Linked DNA regions of Homo sapiens: region 2 is linked to region 1. Evidence: read pairs that join two places in POLR2A ChIA-PET (ENCODE). Cell type or tissue: Panc1. All regions are shown on one strand. Each heading gives the region's core, and the rest is flanking DNA. Links, peaks and the distances in the headings are about the cores only. Region 1 has its middle 42 kb from the start of NAP1L1. Region 2 overlaps NAP1L1 (nucleosome assembly protein 1 like 1).

The links. Peaks named below come from ENCODE experiments on the same cell type or tissue, not always from the same donor. Only the 100,000 strongest peaks of a DNase experiment are listed, where the experiment ranks them.
Region 2: POLR2A ChIA-PET joins it to region 1 with 11 read pairs; 4 of 35 experiments call an interaction of 5 or more read pairs at or near these places.

What each region holds. Positions count from the first base shown.
Region 1 is chr12:76,122,149-76,130,493 of GRCh38, reverse strand. No RefSeq gene overlaps it. Among named protein-coding and RNA genes, the nearest start is that of NAP1L1, 42 kb to the right of the region's middle. In Panc1, for the core only: no CTCF peak of the experiment used is centred there; no DNase peak of the experiment used is centred there.
Region 2 is chr12:76,043,517-76,051,861 of GRCh38, reverse strand. It overlaps NAP1L1 (nucleosome assembly protein 1 like 1), which reads left to right. Exons shown (of 15, transcript NM_004537.7): 12 at 1,209-1,331; 13 at 2,077-2,106; 14 at 2,612-2,662; 15 at 3,398-8,345. The coding sequence ends at 3,433. Among named protein-coding and RNA genes, the nearest start is that of PHLDA1-DT, 16 kb to the right of the region's middle. In Panc1, for the core only: no CTCF peak of the experiment used is centred there; no DNase peak of the experiment used is centred there; H3K27ac peaks cover 1,441 bases.

The DNA.
Region 1 (8,345 bases), core at 329-8,328:
ATGAACATTGCTAGTTTTTTTAAATTGAAAACTATTTTTGATGGCTATTACTAAAAAGTCAAAAAATAACAGATGTTGACAAGGTTACAGAGAGAAAAGAGAATGCTTATACACTGCTGGTGAGAATGTAAATTAGTTCAGCCACTGTGGAAAGCAGTCTGGAGATTTCTCAAAGAACTTAAAAGAGAACTACTGTTCAACCCAGCAATTCCACTGCTGGTTATATAGCCAAAGGAATATAAATCGTTCTACCATAAAGACACATGCACGTGTATGTTCATTGCAACACTATTCACGATAGCACAGACATGAAGTCAACCTAGATGCTTATCAGTGGTGGACTGGATAAAGAAAATGTGGTATACATATACGACATGGAATATTACACAGCTGTAAAAAATGAGCTCATGATTTTTGCAGAAACATAGATGGAGCTGGAGGCCATTATCTTAAGTGATTTAAAGCAGGAACAGAAAACCAAATACCACATGTTCTCATATCATAACTGGGAGTTAAACATTGAATCCACATGGACACAAAGAATGGAACGATAGACACTGGGGCCTGTTTGAGGGTGGAGGGTGACAAGAAGATGAGGATTGAAAAACTACCTATTGGGTATTATTTGGGTATTATTTGGGTGACAAAATCATCTGTATATCAAACCCCTGCAACACACAATTTACCCATTTAACAAACCCGCACATGTACCCCTTGAACCTAAAAGTTGGAAAGAAAAAGTGTTTAAAAATAAAAATTAAACTATTCTTGGAAACAGCTGGCAATCTACCTTCATGACCCAAATTTGCTGTATTATAAAAATTTAAACCAGCCACAGAAATTAACATGAATCAGACAAAGCAAAAAAGGAATCAGGTTAGACTTTCTGTAGGTGAGAATTTGACTAAAAAAGAAGAATATCAAGTTTTGAATTATTTTTAATTTCAGCCTGCTACTATCGTATAAGTGCCTTCCTTAACTTTTTAATCTCTAGGGCAAGCATATTTTCAATGATGGTTTTTAAAAAATTGCCTTATTTATGACTTAATGAAATTATATATACATTAAATTAAAAAATAAATTTAATAAATTTATTTTTTGTAGAGATGGGGTCTTGCTATGTTGCCCAAGCTGGTCTTGAACTCCTGGGCTCAAGCAGTCCTCCTGCTTCAGCCTCCCAAAGCACTAGGATTACAGACATGAGCCACTGCACCCAGCCTCAAAAACTTAACTTTTAATTTCAGAACACTGACCCCATTTCTCTTGAGTCTGTGTTTTCCAGATGGCAATTACCAACTTTTAGCTTAAATAAACTCTTTTAAACTAAATTTTAATGCTTTGAATTATTTCGGGTTGACACATGGAACCAAATAAAGTTGGTTCACAAATATAATTGCATCACATTCTACTTGAAAACCTTCCAGGAAAGTCTTTGGTGATCTGGTCTCAGCCCATCCTCTATTTTCACTCCCAATAACTCTCCTTTGTAAACCTTATTCAGCCTCTTTTATGCCAACATAAGATATTTGGTCATGTGTCCACCGGTTTTTCTTTTGCCCTAAATCCTTTTCTCTATCTCAAAATGATAAGCTATTTCTCATCCTTCAAGATCTAGCTCAAATCTTAATATCTATAAGAAGTCTTCTTGGCTGGGCACGGTGGCTCACACCTGTAATCCCAGCACTTTGGGAGGCCGAGGTGGGCAGATCACCTGAGGTCAGGAGTTTGAGAGCAGCCTGACCAACATGGTGAAACACTGTCTCTACTAAAAATACAAAAATTAGCTGGGTATGGTGGCAAGTGCCTGTAATCTCAGCTATTCGGGAGGCTGAGGTAGGAGAATTGCTTGAACCCGGGAGGCGGAGGTTGCGGTGAGCCAAGATCACGCCATTGCACTCCAGCCTGGGCAACAAGAATAAAACTACATCTCAAAGAAAAAAAAAAAAAAGTCTTCTTGACCCCTAGTTGATCAGCTTCTATCTTTTTCCTTCCATAGTACGGTATTTAACTATATGTGTCTCCCTAGACTGAGACTTTCCCAGCGGACTGTGAAAGCAATGGCATTATCATATTCACCTTCTTGAAAACAATGTCAGTGTCTTATTCATCTTTATATTCTCATCTCTATTACTATTCCCTCATACTACTGCCCACCAAAATGTCTGGCATAATACATCTTTAATGGATGAGTGAATGCTAAGCAATATGATCCTTGGTTTCTCCAAAGTGCAATCTAAAAAAAGGACATTAGTCTAAAGGCAAGAAACAAACCTGTACAATTTAAACAAAAAACTACATATAATATATGCAATTTAAAGCAAAAACTGTATTCAGAAAATAAAAATTAGAATCTAAAGTTACAATTCCAATGTAAATCATTGGAAATTTGCATAGAAGACAGTGCTGAAAGTGGATAGGTCATTCAAATCTTCTTTCCATTATATGCTGATTCTTTGAAGACAGTAAACTGTTTTGGTCACATAGCTCACTTTGACATCCATTACTGCTTTGTTTCACCGATAGTTTTCCTATGTATTTGAGTTGTTTCAATGGTCTATTTTTTTTTGTGATTTATAGTCACAATACTTTGTTTAAACAAACACAACAAAACAAAAACATTCATCCCAACATTGATAACAAATTACATTTTTTTTCTTTTGACATGGGGTCTCACTATGTTGCCCAGGCTGGAGTACAGTGGCTATACACAGGCACAATCATAGTGCACTTATGCCTTGAATTCCTGGGCTCAAGTCATCTTCCTACCACAGCCTTCTGGAGAGCTGGGACTACAGGCACACCGCCACTGCACCTAGCACAAATTACAATTTTTAAAGGTGGTCGGGTGCGGTGGTTCATGCTTGTAATCTTAACACTTTGGGAGGCCAAGGCGGGTGGATCACCTGAGGTCAGGAGTTCAAGACCAGCCTGGCCAACATGGTGAAACCTCGTCTCTACTGAAAATACAAAAATTAGCCAGGCATGTAAACCCAGCTACTTGGGAGGCTGAGGCAGGAGAAGCACTTGAGCCCGGGAGATGAAGGTTGCAGTGAGCTGAGATTGCACCGCTGCACTCTAGCCTGGGTGACAGAGCAAGACTCTGTCTCAAATAAATAAATAAACAAATAAATAAATAAATAAAGCAGGTAGGTAGACATGAGAAAGGGCAGAAACTGAAGAGTAGAGGTAAGAAGATGGTTTGGGAATACCAGGTTTAGATATATATTACCTGTGTGACCTGTAAATACTGAACCCTCTCTAAACCTCAATATGTAAAATGAGAATATCAGAATCTGTAATCATTATAGCCAGCATCAAATGAGATACACATGTAAATTTGTAGCTTCCCTGATCCAGAGTAAGCTTTTTGTTTTCTTATTAATTCTCAGTTAAAAGAATCATTACATTGTATTTTTAAAAATAGAGATATAGTTCGTAAGTGTAATGCATTTGAAAAACAGTTAAAAATCATGGCCTCAAATGGTGACTCACACCTGTAATCCCAGTACTTTGGGAGGTCAAGGCAGGAGGATCACTTGAGGCCAAGAGTTCAAGACCAACATGGGCAACATAACAAGACCCCCCTTCTCTCCCAAAAAAAAAAAAAAAGGGGGGGGGCAGGCACAGTGGCTCTCACCTGTAATCCTAGCACCTAGCACTTTGGGAGGTCAAGGCAGGTGGATCACTCGAGGTCAGGAGTTTGAAACCAGTCTGGCCAACATGGTGAAACCCCATCTCTACTAAAAATACAAAATATTAGCTGGGCGTGGTGGCGGGTGCCTGTAATCCCAGCTACTCAGGAGGCTGAGGCAAGAGAATCGCTTGAACCCTGGAGGTGGAGGTTGCAGTGAGCTGAGATTGCCATTGTACTCCAGCCTGGGTGACAGAGCAAGACTCCGTCTTAAAAAAAAAAAAAAAAAAAAAGAAAAATCTTGATTTTTAGAGGTTGGAATAATAAACTAAATAAAAAATAATATAATAAACAATTATTTGACTATTTGATTAACATCTGGCTTTTGATTAACAAGGACAGAAACTTGATTTCGATTGCTCACATTGACATATAAGAGATGCTCAAGAAGTCTTTTTCCAGTGCATGACTGCAGGCATGCATGATGAACAAAGGTTATTATCTTCCAGAAGATATTATTTAGGCCCTGCCGATGTCATATCCTGGCTATGAATTTGTCCAGAGATCATAAGGTCTTGCCTTTGAATAGCACTTGAAACCTATAAAGGTGTTTCCAATTGATGAATATGACAAATATGTGAGGTAGATTTGAGCAGTACTATTTTCTTATTTTGATGAACGGGGAAAAGAGGAACAGAGTGAAACAATGTCACACCTCTAAAAGATGACAGATCCAAAACTAGAAAGAATAGTTTTCTGACTATTCCTTGTTTTTATTTTATTTTTTTACAAACTTTTCTGTATGTTATATGAATGTCTACATGAATTGCTTACAAATGATCTTGTATAAATATAGCTATGGCCGTAAAAGATGTTCAGAATATATTGTCTTGTAAATAGTTATTAGCAAAGACTATACAGCATGGCCTTATTTTTAATAAAACATTTATATATACATATTGATCTCTGTATCTAAGAGTTTGGAAGACTATACGCCAAAATACTAAAAATACTGGCTATTTCTTTTTTCTTTGTTTTTGTTTTTTTTTTTTTTGAGATGGAGTCTCGCTCTGTTGCCCATGCTGGAATGCAGTGGCGCGATCTCGGCTCACTGCAAGCTCCGCCTCTCAGGTTCACACCATTCTCCTGCCTCAGCCTCCCGAGTAGCTGGGAGCTGGGACTACAGGCGCCCACCACCACGCCTGGCTAATTTTGTTTTTGTATTTTTAGTAGACGCAGGGTTTCATCATGTTAGCCAAGATGGTCTCCATCTCCTGACCTCGTGATCCGCCCGTCTCAGCCTCCTGAAGTGCTAGGATACAGGCGTGAGCCACCACGCCTAGCCAATACTGGCTGTTTCTGAATGGTGAAATTTCATGATTTAAAATTTTAATTTATGTGTATTTTCTTTTTTCTATTTTTTTTTTTTTTGAGATGGAGTTTTTTTGCTTTCGTAACCCAGGCTGGGGTGCAATGCACAATCTCTGCTCACTGCAATCTCTGCCTCCTGTGTTCAAGCGATTCTCCTGCATTCAAGCAATTCTCCTGCCTCAGCCTCCAGAGTAGCCGGGATTGCAGGTGCATGCCACCATGCCCAGCTAATTTTTGTATTTTAAGTAGAGATGGGGTTTCCCCATTTTGGCCAGGCTGGTCTTGAACTCCTGACCTTAGGTGATCCTCCCGCCTTGGCCTCCCAAAGTGCTGGGATTACAGGCATAAGCCACCATGCCCAGCCTTAAATTATGTGTATTCCCTAATTTTTCTAAAGTGCTCATGCGTTATGTAATTTTCATGAGAACAAGAAATTTTTAAAAGGTAATTTTTTTAAATTAAAAAGATGACTATTTAAAAATAGGCAAAAACTGGGTGTAGTAGTGCACGCCTATAATGCCAGCTACTCAAGAGGCTGAGGTGGGGGGATCACTTGAGCCCAGGAGTTCAAGGCTGTAGTGCACTATCCTTGTGAATAGCCACTGCACTTCATTCTTGGCGACATAGTCAGACCCCATCTCTAAAAAAAAAAAATTACAGAGTCCAAATTGGTCAATACCCAACATTGGGGGTATTGGAAAAATGTATAGGAGTAAAAAGTTTTCTTACTCTTAGAGAAACGACCTCAGGTTGAAAAAAATTTGATAAAGATAAAAGATTGGCCAGGCACAGTGACTCAACCCTGTAATCCCAGCACTTTGGGAGGCCGAGGTGGGTGGATCACTTGAGCTTGGGAGTTTGAGACCAGTCCAGGCAACATGGCAAAACCCCGACTCTACAAAAAACACAAAAATTAGCTGAATGTGGTGTGTGTATGTAGTCCCAGCTATTTGGGAGGCTGAGGTGGGATGATCGCTCGAGCCCAGGAGGTGGAGGTTGCAGTGAGCCAAGATTGTGCCAATGCACTCCAGCCTGGGAAACAGAGCCAGTCCCTGTCTCAACAACAAAGAGAAGAAAGAAGGAAAGATGGAAGGAAAGGAAGGAAAGGAAGGAAAGGAAGCAAGGAAGGAAGGAAGGAAGCAAGTTGGTTATAAAGAAAAGGACAAGTAAATACAGTTTGATAATATCAAGTGAAGAGGTGTTTGAATAGTCTGTTTATGATAATAATTACTATAATATTTTTAAAATATTTATATTTGTAACTATTTCTCCCTAAAATTTTATCACTTATAAGGAAATAGCCACAGATAGTAAATAAATAATAAACACACAAATTCACAAATTAAAAATAAAAAGTTACTGTAGACTTCAGATTTAAATATTTTGTGAAAATATTTATCCTGACTTTCCAACATCAGCATATTTTCCAGTCATTGTAGTTTTGTTAAACAGAGGAAAAAGGAATTCTCGGAGATGACTAATTGTTCAGGGAAATGAATCTTTCTAGAAAAATGTTAAGAAGGAAATTGCTTAGCATCAGACTTTTAAGTTGCTTAAAATGCCACCATCTAGCCAGGCATTTTTTTTTTATTGATCAGCTTCATCATATTCATAGGCATTATTTCATCCCTCCATGCAGTCACCTTAAATCCACCCTATGGAGAATATTAAAACCTTTTATAATAAGATCTTAAATACAGTGTGCAGCATTAATACACAGAAATTAGTAAAAGTGAGATTATTTTATTTTATCTTCAAACAGTTTTTAAGCATCTGCTATACTGTGTTCCTCACTCAGGATGCAAAGAAATGGGAGGAGCAGTCCAGGTCCAAGAGAAGCTCTCAGATCCAGGGGGAGATACGGCAGGTAGGTAAAAAGATGGTTAACAATGGGTGTGGTATCACCTAAGTGACATCTGAGCAGGTGGCTAAGGCTCAGAGGAGAGAGGATCTGGAAGCTGGATTTATGGATGAGAGGGTTTGAGTTTCAAAGAAAGAGTTGTAACAAAGTCACAGATTAAGAGGGAAACGGGTTGATGCCATTCTCAGCGTGAGTAAAACATTCCCACAGTGTGATGTCCAGCACTTGTGAAAGGTGAGTTGTAAATTCAGGAACACTTTGTAATAGCAAATCTAATCACACAAGTTAAGTAACCTTAGATGTAATTTAAAAGACTTGAACCTCCCCTAGCTGGGAGTTTTGGATAGGTGTCTTTTTCTTTTCTATATTTCTAAAAACATTTTTCAATATTTTTAGTTACACAAGCAGTAGCTGCTCAACATAGGAAAAAAAAACAAAGTAAGCAAAAATAAGAAAATAAAAATCAGTGAAAATTTCAACTCTGAAATTACCGCTCTTTTTATTTTCATAGATAATATTGCTAAATTGTTCTCCAAAATAGTTATATCAATGTGTGTTCTCACCATGGATATTATTTTTATGGAAAAATATGTAATTAATGAATTTTTTTAAATTTTGAAAGGACAAATGTTTGTTAAGGCCATTTGGTTAATCCCAGAGTAGGTGTGATGAAAATCACGGTCTTTTGAATATATTAAAGTAGAAGTAATGATTCCGGGAACTGGATAGAGGAGAAAGTATAACTTATGGTTATAAATTCTTATTTTCTTCCTAGACTCATGATTGGGAGAGATACTTTTGTAAGCAAATTGTTGATGGCTACAGTAAGAATAAAATTTGCCAAAATTTCGGCTTTAAAATTATGAAAGGGCTGGCCAGGCATGGTGGCTCACGCCTGTAATCCCAGCACTTTCGGAGGCAAAGTTGAGCGGATTGCTTGAGCTCCAGAGTTCAAGACCAGCCTGGGCAACATAGCAAGACCTCGTCTCAAAAAAATATATATATATATGAAGCATATATATGAAACATATATATGAAGCATATATATGAAACATATATATGAAGCATATATATGAAACATATATATGAAGCATATATATGAAACATATATATGAAGCATATATATGAAACATATATATGAAGCATATATATGAAACATATATATGAAGCATATATATGAAATATATATATGAAATATCTTATGTATATGAAATGTATATATGAAATATCTTATGTATATGAAATATATTATATATATGAAATATATCTATTATATATGAAATATATTATATGTATGAAATATACTATATATACGAAATATATTATATATATGAAATATATATATTATATATGAAATATATATATTATATATATGAAATATATATATAATATATATAAAATATATATATTATATATATGAAATATATATATTATATATGAAATATATATATTATATATGAAATATATATATGAAATATATAT
Region 2 (8,345 bases), core at 131-8,130, 78 kb after region 1:
TGTATTTTTAGTAGAGACGGGGTTTCACCATGTTGGCCAGGCTGGTCTTGAACTCCTGACCTCAGGTAATCTGCCTGCCTTGGCCTCCCAAAGTCCTGGGATTACAGGCATGAGCCAGGCCAAAGTGGGATTATTTTAATTGTGAATAATGTCAGACCCACTTTTGCCCTGTGCTTTTCTATTAAATAGAAATCCTAAGCCAGGTACAGCTTCAGGCACCTGTAGTCCCAGCTGCTCTGGTGGCGGAGGTGGAAGGATCACTTGAGGCCAGCCTGGGCAACATAGCGAGACCCTGTCTCTAAAAAAGAAAAGTGCTAGGGGCACCTGATTTAGTTAGTATATTGTCTTTCTGAACTAGGACTGTCTCATTTGGGATTAGTAGACTTAAAACTGTACAGCTGTTTGGGTACTGTCTTTTAGGAACTATAAAGTGATCCTCTGTGGTTGTTTATTATGTCCTTCTATTTGCTATGTACTTAACAATATTAACAATAACTATATATTAACAATAACCCAAGGGTTTTTTTTTTTATTTTTCTATTTGGTGTTTTCAATAATATTTTAAAAGGAAAATTGCGGACATGTAACAGTTGCTTTTATGTATTTATGTTTAAACCAGCAAAAACTAAGCAGTTCTAATTTTTATTCTTCACAATTTATCTTAGTATGCATACTGGCCTGCTAGCTTATTTTCTTTTTGTTAAAAACTTGGAAAAGTTATTAAGGAAATTTAAAAATGACAAATCATTTGTTAACATGGTGTGAGAAAAATCATGGAAAGTAAAAAGTAAAGTTGAGCATTTCTTCCCTTCATCATATAATTTAAACTGAAGAGTCTGTCTTTTTTTTTTTTTTTTTTCGGTTGCCCAGGCTAGAGTACACTGGTGTGATCACAGCTCATTTCAGCCTCAAGCTGCTGGGCTCCAGCAATCTTCCCACCTCAGCCTCTCAAGTAGCTGAGACTACAGGCGTGTGCCACCCTGCCCAGTTAATTGTTTATTTTTTGTACAAACGCAGGGGGCGTCTCACTATGTTGCTTAGGTTGCTCTTGAACTTCTGGGCTCAAGTGATCCTCCTACTTTGGCCTCCTGAAGTGTTGGGACTACAGTTGTGAGCCATCACACCCAGCCTCTAAGAGTCTTACATGTGCCAAATTAAGTAACACAGTTATTCCTAAATTTTCTGCTTTTGTTTTCCTTTAAAAATAGGATGATGATGCTGAAGCTATCCTTGCTGCAGACTTCGAAATTGGTCACTTTTTACGTGAGCGTATAATCCCAAGATCAGTGTTATATTTTACTGGAGAAGCTATTGAAGATGATGATGATGATGTAAGCGAATTTGAATCCTGCAAAGAAATAATTGGTTGAGGGTATAGTGGTCAGAATTGGTAATAGATTAGTTTAGTTTTTAAGAAGCAGGACATAATATAATTCAAAATTAGGCTAATTACTGATGTTCTGTATATAGCTTTTCTGGGTTTTAAGTATGTCTCCTTAGGATTTTTGGATTCATTTATCTTAGCTTTTAATTTTCTGCTAATAAGATTGTTCTGAGTTTATGAAACTTTTTTATGTTTGGTTAGTGCTATAGATCTATTATGCCCTTGCCTTGACTTCACAGAGCTAGGACTTTCTTTAGTGCACAAGAAAACATTTACTGGGAGGCATAGAATTTCTATTCAAGGTAGTATTGAATGATGGTTAGGTTAAGATTAGGTTGCATATAGATGTTTTGAATATGTTTATTGCTCAACGGCAATTGTTAGAGTAGGCTTTAGGTCCTTTTCGTACAGTGCATTCCACACTTAAGTGTAGGTGAGTAATATTTACAGTAATACTTGTCTGATCATCCACTTTATCCACATGATTGTACTCTGTTCTTTAATTTTATAAATTGGCAGTGAGCAGAGTGATTCTTGCAGCTACTATGTGTTTTAATTTATAATCAGCCCCTTGATAGGAAAGTAGGTTTTCTCTTTTTAGACACTAGTTTATACAGTGATAAATGTTACTGATGCTACTCTGAAATGTGTGTTACATTCACTCAACACTTAACGCTGTTTTTCCTTTTCAGTATGATGAAGAAGGTGAAGAAGCGGATGAGGTAATGTTTACCAAATGAGCAAATAATTCTCTGTGGTTAACACATTGAGAAGCAAATTGAATGACTTATGTATTCCTTTGCTATAATCATTCTGTGATTTGGGATAAAAACATTTTGGAAAACATGATTTTAGAATTCTACAGCCAAACAATGTATGTATAAGGTTTCAATAAATAAATTGCAAAACTCAGCAACATTTTTTTATTTCAAATAATTTTGTTCTGCTGCAGGGTTATCAGCTCTTTGAAGAAGTCAAAAGCTGCAGTAAACTTTTCCAACGTTGGCTGCAGTAACTATTTTCAATAAAAGCTGTCTGGATGTCTCAAGTTGTGTTGGGAAATTTTTCATATTAGAAGCTTTCAAATTAAATTGTATTATCATCAAAGTCTGTAATCATGAAAATCTGTTGATCCGTAGAGTAACTTGTATTAAATTTTCCCTACATTATGAGCCAGTTTACCTACTATGTACATACTTCATGGATGCATTTTGAACTTTAATATAGGAAGGGGAAGAAGAAGGAGATGAGGAAAATGATCCAGACTATGACCCAAAGGTGAGCAAAATTAGTGCTGCTTTCTATTAAATTTAAGATAGCTAAAGTAAGAGTTGGTGTTTTTGAATATCAAGTTTCTCTCCGTTAAAGTCTTTAATAAATAAAGCCTATTGACTGGATAACTTTGTTTTTTCAGTCCCACTGGCATTGTGAACAGTACACATAATTTCAGTGGACGTTTTTCTAAAAAACATTGTTTTTTGTTTGGACTTCGTGCTTTTTATAGTTTCAGGTACAGTGAACCCTAGGATTCTATTTTAATGGGACGATTTGTAACAGTTTTTAAGCATTAGAAAATAAAGGTTTTTAAAAGATCTGGTTGTAGGAGTGTTCGGGAACTGGGGAGCAGTGCAGTTTGTTAGATCCTTCCAACTACTCTTACTCAGTCCCTGAGAGTCCTAGTCTATTATTCCTGAGAATTTGTTATATTAGGATTAGCAAAAACAAAGCTGATTGGTAATATAACTAACATAAATTGCTTGGTAACTTTATTTTTTTAAGATTATGGTTTAGCGTGTGTCACATTTTATGGAGTTAATTCTACAGTGTAAAGTTTGAGCTTGATTTTAGCATTTCAGTGACTTGCTAATAAAATAAATAATTTACCACCATTGTCCTATACCATTTCTTTTGACAACAGTGAGCTACTGTTATAATTAAGGCAGTAATTACTATTGAGAAATTCACTGAAGCAGGTAGAAGAAGATAGATTGACTTGTTGTTTTCCTTTAACAGAAGGATCAAAACCCAGCAGAGTGCAAGCAGCAGTGAAGCAGGATGTATGTGGCCTTGAGGATAACCTGCACTGTAATAGCCTAAACACAACTCTTATTTACTTACAGCCTTATGTTTTTGTATTTTCTTGGTAGACTAGGTAATTTTTTTTTAAAGGACAGGAAACTGATATTTTAAAGACCAATTTGTTCTACCTAGCATTTTAACTAGTTTTTCTGCCAGCTATGTTGAATGCACAAATTCTGTCACGCATGTTCATTCATTGCTACATAATTTGGTTCTTCTGGAATATTTTTATGTAGCTCTTGGAGTACAGCTATGAAAATTAACAACTGTTAAAGGAAATACCTTTTTTTTTTTTTTGTAATTTTTTCCTTGAAGAACCAAAGTATTTTTTCAGCTGGTTGTTGAATAGGGTTAAGTCCGCTTGGATTAGCTGTGCCTTTCATTACTTTGTTACAGAAATGCAGTGACTTATACTAAGACAATTTATTGTTTAAAAAAAAAATTGGCAAGACAACTATATGGTTAAGAATTTCCAGTATGACCACACCCAATAACTGTTATTAGAGTGTTAATGGATTATTGTGTTTTAGGTGACATAGTTAACTGTAAAGTAACCTGACTCAGTATAGTTACTGGTACCACAGTGAGGTGAATAAAACGGGATTTTCAGAAGTTAGCCTGAATTTAACTGTATTTTTAAATTTAACCTCCATTAACTAAGCATCTTTTCTTTGTGGTAGGGTCTACCTTCTGCTTCCCTGGAAAGGATGAATTTACATCATTTGACAAGCCTATTTTCAAGTTATTTGTTGTTTGTTTGCTTGTTTTTGTTTTTGCAGCTAAAATAAAAATTTCAAATACAATTTTAGTTCTTACAAGATAATGTCTTAATTTTGTACCAATTCAGGTAGAAGTAGAGGCCTACCTTGAATTAAGGGTTATACTCAGTTTTTAACACATTGTTGAAGAAAAGGTACCAGCTTTGGAACGAGATGCTATACTAATAAGCAAGTGTAAAAAAAAAAAAAAAAGAGGAAGAAAATCTTAAGTGATTGATGCTGTTTTCTTTTAAAAAAAAAAAAAAAAATTCATTTTCTTTGGGTTAGAGCTAGAGAGAAGGCCCCAAGCTTCTATGGTTTCTTCTAATTCTTATTGCTTAAAGTATGAGTATGTCACTTACCCGTGCTTCTGTTTACTGTGTAATTAAAATGGGTAGTACTGTTTACCTAACTACCTCATGGATGTGTTAAGGCATATTGAGTTAAATCTCATATAATGTTTCTCAATCTTGTTAAAAGCTCAAAATTTTGGGCCTATTTGTAATGCCAGTGTGACACTAAGCATTTTGTTCACACCACGCTTTGATAACTAAACTGGAAAACAAAGGTGTTAAGTACCTCTGTTCTGGATCTGGGCAGTCAGCACTCTTTTTAGATCTTTGTGTGGCTCCTATTTTTATAGAAGTGGAGGGATGCACTATTTCACAAGGTCCAAGATTTGTTTTCAGATATTTTTGATGACTGTATTGTAAATACTACAGGGATAGCACTATAGTATTGTAGTCATGAGACTTAAAGTGGAAATAAGACTATTTTTGACAAAAGATGCCATTAAATTTCAGACTGTAGAGCCACATTTACAATACCTCAGGCTAATTACTGTTAATTTTGGGGTTGAACTTTTTTTTGACAGTGAGGGTGGATTATTGGATTGTCATTAGAGGAAGGTCTAGATTTCCTGCTCTTAATAAAATTACATTGAATTGATTTTTAGAGGTAATGAAAACTTCCTTTCTGAGAAGTTAGTGTTAAGGTCTTGGAATGTGAACACATTGTTTGTAGTGCTATCCATTCCTCTCCTGAGATTTTAACTTACTACTGGAAATCCTTAACCAATTATAATAGCTTTTTTTCTTTATTTTCAAAATGATTTCCTTTGCTTTGATTAGACACTATGTGCTTTTTTTTTTTAACCATAGTTCATCGAAATGCAGCTTTTTCTGAACTTCAAAGATAGAATCCCATTTTTAATGAACTGAAGTAGCAAAATCATCTTTTTCATTCTTTAGGAAATAGCTATTGCCAAAGTGAAGGTGTAGATAATACCTAGTCTTGTTACATAAAGGGGATGTGGTTTGCAGAAGAATTTTCTTTATAAAATTGAAGTTTTAAGGGACGTCAGTGTTTATGCCATTTTTCCAGTTCCAAAATGATTCCATTCCATTCTAGAAATTTGAAGTATGTAACCTGAAATCCTTAATAAAATTTGGATTTAATTTTATAAAATGTACTGGTGATATTTTGGGTGTTTTTTTTTAAATGAATGTATATACTTTTTTTTTGAAGAGTGGAGAGTAGTGATGTCTAGAGGGAGCTATTTTGTGCTGAGGCCACTATGTTCTGTAAATATATAATTTTAAGAGCAACCTCACAATCCCTGCTAAGTGGAGTTTATTATTTGAAGACTAAAATGGAATTCCATAGTTCCTGATAGGTTATATTCTGGGTTATTATTCTGAGTTATCTACAAACATTTTTGAGATTTGTCTTTACACTCTGATTGTAGTTTCCAGCAGCCCATGCACACTGCCAAGTAAGTCTCATTTTTTCCTGTTAGAAATGGTGAAATATCATATAATCACTTATAAAGAAAACTGATATGAAAAAATTTTAGAGTTGTTTGCTTTATGGTCACTCAAGTAGGGTAAGTGTTCCACAAATTCCACAAGTTGATAGTTTAACATGGATGTCTGAAAGCCACATATATAATTTCTTAGGATTCTTAAATTAGTAAATCTAGCTTACTGAAGCAGTATTAGCATCACTATTTTAGATTGCAAAAATACCTTAATTGTGTGGAACTGGCTTGTAGAGTGGTACTTAAGAAAAATGGGATTCTACCTCTATTTCTGTTTTAGCACACTTAATCAGGAAAGGATATATTAACTTTCATAAAAATATTTTTGTTGTGTGAATAGGTTAATGATATGGTAAGGCCCCTAAAATAACTGAATTAATTGTTTATTGTAATTGTAGGCCATTCCCATTATTAAAAATAAAGACAAAACTTGAAGTAACTGAAAATCTTATCGTGCTATGTAGAAATATTGAACTAATATTCAAATATTTGAATGCTTTGGTTTCAGGGATTGGTTTAAAATTGGAGTCCTTTTTTATGGGTTAGTCTTACAAAAATTTAAGCCTTTATATTTTTGACTTTAAATCAAAACAAATGTTATTTTAAATGTACAGAATAGATTGGTAGTGCAGAAGAGTGTAAGTTCTTCATAGGAGCTTTAGAAAAGAGAAATATGTGCTAATTCAGTTTTTTTTTAATCTGCACTGTACATATATACTTGGTAATTATGAGCTTGATTTTGTTTTTGGAAATATGTGTTCATAATTTAGGTAATTTGCTACTTAAAGCACTAAGTCTCTGATACCTGAAAAGTACATGTAAATGGTGATGGTGAAATAATACTGCAGTTAACTTAATAGATGTATACTGGTGATTTTTGTATGCTGGATTAAAACTCCAGATATTAAAATATAACCTGGATAAAAAGCCAAGTTCTTGGACTGATTGAGGATCACTTACATGACTTTACAGAAATGGAAACATCCTTGTTGGTATATGAAATTATTTTACTCAAGGATAAGTATTCATAAGAAATTTTGATTGATGTATATTTTCAAAAATACAGTATGCTTTGTATCTTGTGTTTCTTCCTTTTGACATCATATTGTCAGGTTTTCCAGTTTACAAAAATTAAGTTATTCACTAAAATCTTAGTACAGACAGTCCCTGACTTATAATGGTTTGACTTAAGACTTCAGCTTTATGAGTTTATTGGAGTATTAAACACATCTTCTACTTATGATATTTTTGACTTACAGTGGGCTTATTGAGGCCCGACCATGTCATCCTCAAGCCAAGAGTCTGAATAAAAGAAGAAATGGGGTATTTAGAAATAATAGATTACTGGCGGGAAATAAGTCAGTCTGGTTGTTTAATTTTCCTATGGGAAATTGGGCATTTTAAGTTTTGTGGATCCTAGAACAAACTGAGTTTTATTATTTTGAAACCCAGGATAAAATATTACATAAAAGCATTGCTTTTTAGTTTCTTACATGTTTTATCCATTTATTTTTATTTTTGAGATAGAGTCTTGCTCTGTTGCCCAGGCTGGAGTGCAGTGGCATGATCTCGGCTCACTACAGCTGTCATCTCCCGGGTTCAAGCGATTCTCGTGCCTCAGCATTCCAAGTAGTCGGGATTACAGGCGTGTGCCACTGAGCCCAGCTGATTTTTGTACTTTTAGTAGAGATGGGTTTTCACCATGTTGGCCAGGCTGGTCTCGACCTCCTGACCTCCAGTGATCCTCCCACCTCAGCCTCTCAAAGTGCTGGCCTCTCAAAAGTGCTGGGATTACAAGCATGAGCCACCACGCCCAGCCAGTTTCTTACATGTTTTAAACTTAAAGCCAAAAAGAAGGAACTAGGAATGTGTGATTAAACGTGAGTGCCAGAAGTCGACAGATCTCATATCCAGAGTTGAAGGTCTTATTCATAATTTTATCATTCATAATGTATTAGGCAATTGCGGCTCTGGTAAATTTCATGAGGTTGTAAAATAGTTGCTACCAGAAGGCTCAAAATTTGTATGAGCTTTTAGCTGAGATTTTGAGAATCTGTAGGAATTTGTGAAGTGAGAGGAAGAACCTCTGAACGGTGAGCAGTTCAGGTGGAGGAACAGGAGGAAATACAGGCAAAGGTCCCAGAACAGAACAATTGAGGCTACATTCAAGGAATTGAGATACCTGGAAATACAGGTAGAAATACAAGTGGCCAGTCCATAGAAAGTTTAGCTGTGGAAGTCCTCTTAATGGGTTTAAAACACTGGAACCACCTGTTACAAGAGTATTTCAAGTGAGGATGAGGAT